2 separate regions of the Homo sapiens genome follow, and region 2 is linked to region 1. Evidence: read pairs that join two places in POLR2A ChIA-PET (ENCODE). Cell type or tissue: Caco-2. All regions are shown on one strand. Region 1 holds the start of SLC30A6 (solute carrier family 30 member 6). Region 2 overlaps BIRC6 (baculoviral IAP repeat containing 6).

What was found. Peaks named below come from ENCODE experiments on the same cell type or tissue, not always from the same donor. Only the 100,000 strongest peaks of a DNase experiment are listed, where the experiment ranks them.
Region 2: POLR2A ChIA-PET joins it to region 1 with 11 read pairs; 4 of 35 experiments call an interaction of 5 or more read pairs at or near these places.

Annotation. Positions count from the first base shown.
Region 1 is chr2:32,162,744-32,167,743 of GRCh38, reverse strand. SLC30A6 (solute carrier family 30 member 6) reads right to left here and starts at 1,880. Exons shown (of 14, transcript NM_017964.5): 1 at 1,841-1,880. The coding sequence starts at 1,843. It overlaps SLC30A6-DT (SLC30A6 divergent transcript), which reads left to right and starts at 2,005. Exons shown (of 1, transcript NR_185886.1): 1 at 2,005-2,703. RefSeq lists an enhancer at 44-560. In Caco-2, no CTCF peak of the experiment used is centred here; a DNase peak (open chromatin) is centred at 1,973; H3K4me3 peaks cover 2,385 bases.
Region 2 is chr2:32,584,579-32,589,578 of GRCh38, reverse strand. All of the region lies in intron 66 of BIRC6 (baculoviral IAP repeat containing 6), which reads right to left. Among named protein-coding and RNA genes, the nearest start is that of BIRC6-AS2, 12 kb to the right of the region's middle. In Caco-2, no CTCF peak of the experiment used is centred here; no DNase peak of the experiment used is centred here.

The sequences.
Region 1 (5,000 bases):
TATAGGCAAGTTAAGTTTCTATTGTATGTATTCGTTTTGTGCAGCTTTATGTAACAAAACTGGTGTGTGTGTGTGTGTGTTTGTGCATATAAAAGCACAAGGTACCACCAGAGCACAAAGGAGAAGCAACTAAGAGGATACTGGAACATGAGGGAAAGGTTCATGAAAAATAATTAAGGATATATAAGGGTTATTCTGATAAGGACAGCCGATAGAGAACAGAGAACAATTCTGGGGATGGAAGAGCATATGCAAATTAGGTACAAAGGCTCAATTAATACAGCATGATTTGCAAGCTATTCACTGTGGCTGAAATACGGATGTTGCATACATGTATGCATTAAAAAAAAAAAAAAAAAAAGAGTTTGTGGCCTGGCACGGTGGCTCACGCCTGTAATCCCAGCACTTTGGGAGGCAGAGGCGGGAGGATCACCTGAGGTCAGGAGTTCGCGATCAGCCTGACCAACATGGAGAAACCCCGTCTCTACTAAAAATACAAAATTAGCCAGGCGTGGTGGCGCATTCCTGTAATCCCAGCTGCTCGGGAAGGTGAGGCAGGAGAATCGCTTGAACCCGGGAGGCGGAAGTTGTGGTGAGCCGCGATCGCGCCATTGCACTCCAGCCTGGGCAACAAGAGTGGAACTCCGTCTCGAAAACAACAACAAAAAAAGAGGCTGTAAAAGTAAGAAGCTTGATAATGAGTGGCTTTGTATGCCATGCTAAACAGGACTTTATCTTGAGTGCTACAGAAAAAAAAAAAAGGAGAAAATTTGAGTAAGGGAGTGATGTGGTCAAATTTTAGAAATATAACTCTGGCTACAGGCTTCACAATGGTGAATGTTTTGAAGAAGAGCGTAACTGAAGGCTATTTGATCATTAGCCAAAAAGTGTAAACTTTTACCCATTTTCTGTGTGCAAAAGGATTACAGAAAATTTACAAAACATAAAGTGTGTGAATGAGGCATTTTCCCGACCATATCCACTTAAGTAAAAAACTTAGTACAGTGACAAAAGCTTAGGCACAGAAATGTGGTCTCTTTCTCATACGTAGGCTATCAATAAGTACTCCATAAATTTTTCTAATAAATGCATTTTCAAAAGGCACACGCCACTTGGACACTTCAAATCCCAACCAACTGCTTATCTTTAAAGTTCAGAGCTATATATTTGAGCTCTAAAGGCAAAGAATGACTAATTCTAACAAATTTGAGAGAAAACACCATATCCCAACAACCATAACGTCTACTGGGTCTTCCATTAGTTTCTACAAACCCAGAAATAAAGCAGCAATAAAATGTCCTACCAACACCTTGACTTTCTGTAGTTACTGCGCTTATGAAATTTGCTGCCGTAATCAGGCTACTTAATATTTAGTAAAGCCAAGTTGCAGAGTGAGACGTCTGCCCTAAAACCCTATTACTAACCTTTTTTTTTTTTTTCCGCTGGCGTTATCGCCACTGCTCTAAGAATCACTATTACAGTTGTTGCTGTGGACTTGTTTTCAGATCTTTTGTTGGTGGCCTAGTTGTTGACGCTGGCAAAAACTTTTATTACCTTAAAGAAATCTCGGCAGAGGGAAGTCAGAAACTCGCCAGGAGCTGAAAGCTCTGCCTGCAGCGGGGCCTAGATCGTGAGCGCCTGCGGAACAGGTGAGGGACCGAAAGGGACCAGAACTCTGAAGGGGAACATTTTGGGAGACAGCCGCTCCTGCCAAGGGGCCCGACTTCAACTCCAATGACCCCTCCTCTGGGTGGCTGAGGGATTTCAAGGTCGCTTCGGGACCAAATAAGATAAACCGAATCAGCTACAGCCGAAACCCTCACCCCAACAGCCAACTCACCATGATAAGGAGCTGCACAGCTCCCGCCGGAAGCCGTTCTGGGTGCTCGAGTTTTCCCAGAACGGAAGGGGTGGGGCACCAGTGGGCGATTGGCTGTGAGGAAAGCGTGGGAGGAAGTGCGTGCTCTGGCCTCCGGCTTCCGTCCCCTTCCCGGCTGTCCCTGCACTCCGTGGCGGAAGGCGGCTAGAGCGGCTCCCTCTGAGCTCTCCGAGAGATTGGTCGGGACCTGAAGCGTTGAGGTTAAGGGCAAGGCAAGGAGCAACGAGGAGTTTTTCGTTACGTTAGAAAAATTTCGTTGCGTGCTGAAGCGCTTTTACCTGTGTTGTATGATTTAACCTTATGAAAATGGACAGTATTCCAGTTTTACAAGTGAGGAAAGAAGATTAAGAAACTTGCCTCCGCCAGGCGTGGTGGTTCACTCCTGTAATCCCAGCACTTTCGGCGGCGAGGCAGGCGGATCACTTGAGGTCAGGAGTTCGAGACCAGCCTGGCCAACATGGTGAAACCCCGGCTCTACTAAAAATGCAAAAATTAGCCGGGCGTAGTGGCACGCGCCTGTAATCCCAGCTACTCTGGAGGCTGAGGCAGGAGAATCGCTTGAACCTAGGAGGCGGAGGTTGCAGTGAGCCGAGATCGCGCCACTACACTCCAGCCTGGGCGACAGCGCGAGACTCCGTCTCAAAAAAAAGAAACTTGCCTTGAGTCCTACATATAGTTTGCTGTAGTAGCAGAATTTGAACTCGGACCGACTAATGGTCTACTTAATAAAATGCTATTTGGATTCTCTATAAAATTAATAATATAGAAGTAATGTTAATTATAGAAAACTTGGAAAATATTAAATTCATTCGATAAAGATTGAATATGTAGCACGTGTGTTTGTCAGATACTGGTCTCGTGAAAATTATATTCTGGTAGGGAAGACAGAAAACAAGTAGGGATAAAGAAATTTTTAAAAGATATTCATAAGTAGTGTCGTGTAGAAAACTGGGTATAGGTTGAGTATCCTTCATCCCAAATGCTTAAGACCAGAACTGTTTCAGATTGTGGCTCTTTATCTTGGGGATGGGGCCAGAGGCTAAACTTGAAATTCATTTATGTTTCGTATACACCTTATGCACATAGCCTCAGGGTAATTTTATGCAATTTTAAAAATTGTGTGTGTATCAAACAAAATTTTGACTACAGCTTTTTACATGCGGTCAGGTGTGGAATTTTCCACTGTGGCATCGTGTTGATGATCAAAAAGTTTTGATTTTGGAGCATTTTAATTTCAGATGGTTGGATTAGGGTTGCTGAACATGTAATGGTATACAGAACAACTGAGTAGGTGTGGTGCTCACGTCTGTAATCCCAGCACTTTGGGAGGCCTAGGCGGGCGAATCACGAGGTCAGGAGTTTGAGACCAGCCTGGCCAACATGGTGAAACCCTGTCTGTACTAAAGATAAAAAAAATTAGCTGGGCGTAGTGGCGGGTGCCTGTAATCCCAGCTGCTAAGAAGGCTGAGGCAGGAGAATTGCTTGAACCCGGGAGGCAGAGGTTGCAGTGAGGCGAGATCGTGCCCCTGCTCTCCAGCCTGGGCAACAGTGCAACACTTCATCTCAAAAAAATAAATAAGAAGTAAAAAATAAATAAAATCGTAGGTATTATCATCTATCGACAATCTGTTCTCCACACTGCAGCCACAGTAATCTTTTTTAGTAGAGGAGAGGTCTTGCTATGTTGCGCAGGCTGGTCTGGAACTCCTGGGCTCAAGTGATCCTCCTGCCTCAGCCTCCCAAGATGCTAGCATTACAGGCATGAGCCAACACCCCTGTCCTATACCTAGGATTTAATGAACATTCAATATGTGGTAGGCAGTATTCTAAGAATTTGAGGCCAGGCACAGTGCCTCATGCCTGTAATCCCAGCACTTTGGGAGGCTGAGGCAGGCAGATCACTTGAGGTCAAGAGTTTGAGATCAGCCTGGCCAACATGGCAAAACCCCGTCTCTACTAAAAATATAAAACTTAGCCGGGTGTGGTGGCAGGCACCTGTAATCTCAGCTACTCGGGAGGCTGAGGCAGGAGAATTGCTTGAACCCAGGAGGCGGAGGTTGCACTGAGCTGAGATGAAGCCTGGGTGAGAGAGATTCCATCTCAAAAAAAAAAAAAAAAAGCCGGGTGCAGTGGCTCATGCCTGTAATCCCAGCACTTTGGGAGGCCAAAGCGGGTGGATCACGAGGTCAGGTTTTTGAGACTAGCCTGGCCAACATAGTGAAACCCCGTCTCTATTGAAAATAGCCAGGTGTGGTGGCAGGAGCCTGTAATCCCAGCTACTCAGGAGGCTGAGGCAGGAGAATCACTTGAACCTGGGAGGCAGAGGTTGCAGTGGGCCGAGATCGTGCCATTGCACTCCAGCCCAGGCGACAGTGCAAGACTCTGTCTCAAAAAAAAAAAAAAAAAAAAAAAGCACGATTATGTGTTAGCTCATTTAATCCTCATAACAGCCTTTGACATAGGTACTACTATTATCCCCTGCTTGGGAAAATCACACACCTAATCAGTGGCAGATTATAGACACGTGCCACCACGCCCGGCTAATTTTTGTATTTTTAGTAGAGTCAGGGTTTCACCATGTTGTGCAGGCTGGTCTCAAATGCCTGACCTCAGGTGATCTACCTGCCTTGGCCTCCCAAAGTGCTGGGATTACAGGCATGAGCCACTGCACCCGGCCTGGAGAGGTACCTTTAAACCATATAAATATCACATTCCTCATTATGCTTGTAATTTGTTTATGTTTGTATTCATATATTCACATGAGCTCATGGTTTATTTCTTCTGATGGGTTATAATTAATTACTACTATTACTTATTTTGATGCTCAAATTTGTCCAGTGGGAACCCTTTTAATCTGTGTGTCATTTCAATGATTCATCCTCATCAATCTTTGGGCACTTTTTCTCTCTGGCACAAGAAGTTCCACACTCATGTATTTTCTCTGCCCCAGCCCTGAATTTAGCCATTTTATCAAAGAGTCTTGGTTCCTTTAGTTGATGTTATGGACTGAATATTCGTGTCCCTCAAATTCATATGTTGAAGCCTTCACCAGCAATGTGATGGTCTTTGGTGATTCAGCCTTTGGGAAGTACCTAGGGTTAGATGAGATAATGAGGATGGG
Region 2 (5,000 bases), 420 kb before region 1:
TCAGGACTTTTTCATTTTTAGGTATAAGAAGCAGAGGTAAAAGAGTGTTTTTCAACAGAAATCAAAGTAGGAGGGCTGGAACTGAAATTTTTTTTAACTAAAGTGCTAGAAGATCCAGCTTATGGGGGTTAAAATAAAAGAGTCTGGTAGAAAATATGCCTTGAAAGATGTAAATCAAGTGATCTCCCATTGCTTAGGTATATAAAAAGGAAGTGGGGTACTTGTACAAGTGACTTCAGTTATTTAAAACTATGATGAACAACTTTCCATTAGGAAGAAACTTTGAGATAGCTAGGAAAAACGGCAATAAAAGATGCTTGCTTCAATGCTGTTCAAAGAGAAGTTAAATATCCAGAACACTTTACACTGAACATAGAGTCATTTGTGTCATGCCCTGGCAGCAAATAAGATTTTTTTATTCACAATAAGTTTCTCTCTCAAATTTTTGGTGAAACCATCAAATACCAACTACACTAAATACGATTTTTGCTTATTGGAGTACAGCAGAAAAAGTCTGCACAAAAGATCAGATATAAAAAAAAGGCTTTGTTCCTGCTTGAAGGAAGCTATGAAATACCATATTTATTCAAAAGTAAAACTACTATGGCTATATTTTAATTTCATCTTAAGATAATACCAGCTGGAATGACCAGCAGGAGATAAATTTCACCAGAACTAACTTGTAAATGCTAAAGGGTCCCATCTTCACAGAGTGACTATTTTGTGGGTAACAGAATGAATTTTCACAATAGATAATAATATTTAAATTCAAGTAAAAACAATATGTATGTACAGATTTAAAGTATTATGTTATCCACGCCAGAAATCCCTTTATTAGTGGAGGTAACTGAGAGTTACTTTCAAGTTCTGTCTTTTCTAACAGTCTAAAATAAAATGTTGAACAATACTCATAAATGGGGAGTGTTTTTGCTTACTCTTTAAATATCAAGTACTGCTGCATAAATCCTTTAACCATCTCTTCTTGACAAAGGAGCTAAAGATATTAGAAATATAGGGTACATTAAACCACAATAAAATGCAGGAAATGGAAAATAATACTGTGTGTGTGGGAGCAGGGGGCTTCTTTTGGTAATGCCATTTTATCACCAAGACATTGCCCTAATCTACGAAAGTGGATACCAAATCATCTTGAAAAGACAGTAGAAAAGTACATCCATCAATAATTAAGAAAATTTCAGAAAAATCTTATTTATTTATTTATTGAGACGGAGTTTCACTCTTGTTGTCCAGGCTGGAGTGCAATGGCAGATCTTGGCTCACTGCAACCTCCGCCTTCCAGGTTCCAGCAATTCTCCCACCTCAAGCCTCCTGAGTAGCTGAGATTACAGGCACCTACCACCACGCCTGGCTAGATTTTTGTATCTTTAGTAGAGATGGGGTTTCACCATGTTGGCCAGGCTGGTCTTGAACTCCTGACCTCATGTGATCCACCTGCCTCCCAAAGTGCTGGGATTACAGGCGTGAGCCACCACACCCAGCCTTATTAATTCTTATTCAGTTAATACTGCAAGAAAAACATCGACAGCTAAAGCTGACCTACTCTTCATAAAAGTGATTATAAAGTTGCTACCTGCTCATACTAGAGAGATAACCAAACACAATGAGTCTCAGTTTAGTTTGGTAATCTAGTAATTAGACGTGACTAGAATACTATGGATATTTAGTGAAATATGCTGCCCTTTAATCTCCTATCATAGGATATTACAAATTCTTCAGGGGAGTGAAAACACATGAGTAAAAGGAAAACAGTAAGAAAATTCTGTAAAATGCACATTATTCTATGTATTTTTTAAATTATCAAAAACAGGTTATTTTCTTCTCTTTTTATTTTTCTGAGATAGATTCTCGCTCTGTCGCACAGGATGGAGTGCAGTGGCGTGATCTCGGCTCACTGCAACCTTCACCTCCCAGGTTCAAGCGATTCTCATGCCTCAGCCTCCTGAGTAGCTAGGATTACAGGTGCACACCACCACGCCTGGCTAATTTTTGTATTATTAGTAGAGACAGGGTTTTGCCTTGTTGCCCAGGCTAGTCTCAAGTGATCCACCTGCCTTGGCCTGCCAAAGCACTGGAATTACAGGCATGAACCGCCACACTTAGCCCAAAAGCAGATTTTTTTCAACTAAAAATATTTTACTTCATTGCCATCATTTAAAAATAATTTTTTTTTTGAGACGGAGTCTCGTTCTGTTGCCCAGGTTGGAGGGCAGTGGCGAAATCTCGGCTTACTGTAACCTCCACCTCCCGGGTTCAAATGATTCTCCTGCCTCAGCCTCCCGAGTAGCTGGGACTACAGGCGCGCACCATCATTCCCAGCTAATTTTTGTATTTTTAGTAAAGACAATGTTTCACCATGTTGGCTAGGCTGGTCTTGATCTCCTGACCTCATGATCTGTGTGCCACAGCCTCCCAAAGTGCTGGGATTACAGGCGTAAGCCACAATGTCCGGCCCCTTAAAAATAATTCTTAAATATCCTAAATATTAGAACCAGCTCAGAAGCTCCATGCTCTGATTTTTAATTAATCATTTACACACAAACCTAATTATTATTTGGGAGTGAAGTTTAATTTAGCAGATAAATGTTTTGAGACATTAGGAGGTATGAGTTCTTATCATAGCTATGTCACTAACCATCAGAGAACTGAGAACAAATAACAGTCTGTATGAACTTTGTTTTTCTCATTTATAAAAAGGTGGAATTTGAACTACCCGAATGCTAAAATCTATAGATAATATGAACAAGTTACTAAATGTAATGTGCCCAGAAAGACCTGCTACGAAGTAAATTTTACTTAGCAACAGACTTCAAATTCAGTAATTAAGACTGGTTGAGATTTTGGCCGGGTGTAGTGGCTCACATTTGTAATCCCAGGACTTCAGGAGGCTGAGGCAGGTGGATTGCTTGAGCTCAGGAGTTCAAGACCAGCCTGGGCAGCAAGGGGAAACCCCATCTCTACTATAAACACAAAAATTCGCCGGGAGTGGTGGTGTACGCCTGTAGTCCCAGCTACTTGGGTCAAGGTGGGAGGATCGCTCTGGGTGGTGGAGGTTGCAGTGAGCCGATATAGTGCCACATAGCCTGGGTGACAGAGTTTAACCCTGTCTCAAAAAAAAAAAAAAAAAAAAAAAAAAAGGACTGCTTGAGATTTTGTCTGAGATAATACAGTGAAAACTGTCGTGAAACATAAAGCTCATATAATGCCATTTGATAAAGAATAAAGTGATCATTTTATACTAATATGTTATGCTTCTGAGGCAGAAACACTAAGTCAATTTATAATTTTTTTTTAAGTTGTTTTTTTTTTTAAATCACTTAAGTAACAGAGTAAGTTGTATTTAGGCATTTAATCAGTGTTTTCCAACAACCAATTAAGGCTTAAATTTAGCCATTATACAAGCGTGAATCCTAATGATCAATGAACTATTTGGGTAGTGGGTAGTAGTGGTATATAAAAATAGAAGTAGCTAGACTATGGGTCAATCAAACTATCTTTCTTCATCAATACTGTTTTCCATGATGAACATCAACAGTATCAGAAGGCTTAGAAGCTAAATCTCAGCTTTATTACCTATTACTAAGTTTGTAATGTAACATTCTAAGCAACAGATTCATTTTCTATCAAATAAGAATAGTACATACTTTCTTGCCCACTACATAGAGCAGAAAAATCAATATATACCTAAGCAATTCAGAAACTATAAATCCTACATAAAAGTTAGGACTGTATTATTAACTCCTTATATTCTTATATAACTATACGCAACTATGTATTTATTACAATGCATGCTTGATTTAGGGCAGATTGGCTTATTTTCAAGAAACAAGAAGAGAAAAAAATGAAAGCACAGAGGCTGGAAAAGAAATACTGTACTAATCGGCTGGGCACGGTGGCTCACACCTGTAATCCCAGCACTTTGGGAGGCCAAGGTGGGTGGATCACCTGAGGTCAGGAGTTCACGAATAGCCTGGCCAACATGGCAAAATCCTGTCTCTACAAAATATACAAAAATTAGCCGGGTGTGGTGGCACGCGCCTGTAGTCCCAGCTACTCAGGAGGCTGAGGCAGAAGAATCACTTGAACCTGGGAGGCGGAGGTTGCAGTGAGCCAAGATCACGCCACAGCACTCTAGACTGGGTGACAGAGTGAGACTTTGTCTCAAAAAAAAAAAAACAAAAGAACCAAATATTGTACTAATCAAAATTTAATTGGTAGAACAAAAGGAATGCATGAAATAATTTTGTTTTGTATCTGCCTAAGTCGTCAATCAGAACATTTCTAAAATTGATTTTCACCAAATTTTGAGTCCTCACAATCGGTATGGAATGAGGCTTGGAGTCTGTGCATCAATAAACATCTTTTCACAGGTTGTCTTTGGCCCGTGTGCAACATTGCTTGCACCTGATATATACCCTTTGCTACTTTTCAAGTCTCTTTTTCTGTCTTGGTCCTTAGGAAACTATTTCCTCCCACTCTTTATAGGCCTAAACCCCAAAAATATTACATACAAAAATGACTAAATTATAAAACTAAAGAAGTAAGCCAGAATCTAAGGCTTTGGGGATAGAATTAATGATAATCTGGTATATTTTTTTCTGCCAGAAAGAAAGGGGTTTCAATCACAAAGCGATTGAATATTGCCAGCCTAAGGGCATCTAAAAAAATAAAACGTTTATGGTTACAGGAATTTTCAAACACTAGCCCAGGGAATGGATCTCACCTAGAGTGCAAGTCCTTGATGGGTGAATACTAAGTTTTTTTCTTCTGCCTAATATGATAGTAGGCAAGTAGAGGAAATAAGCCTCTTAAACAATTCCTCTGAAATAAAATAAAGAACTACTTAACATTATACAGGCAAATAAATTAAAAAGAACCAATATTTAGGGTTTAATCAACCATTTTCATTCAAACTATTATTAAAAATAATTTTAATTGAACAAGAAAAACATACAATGCCAGCATCCTGATATGCTCCACTT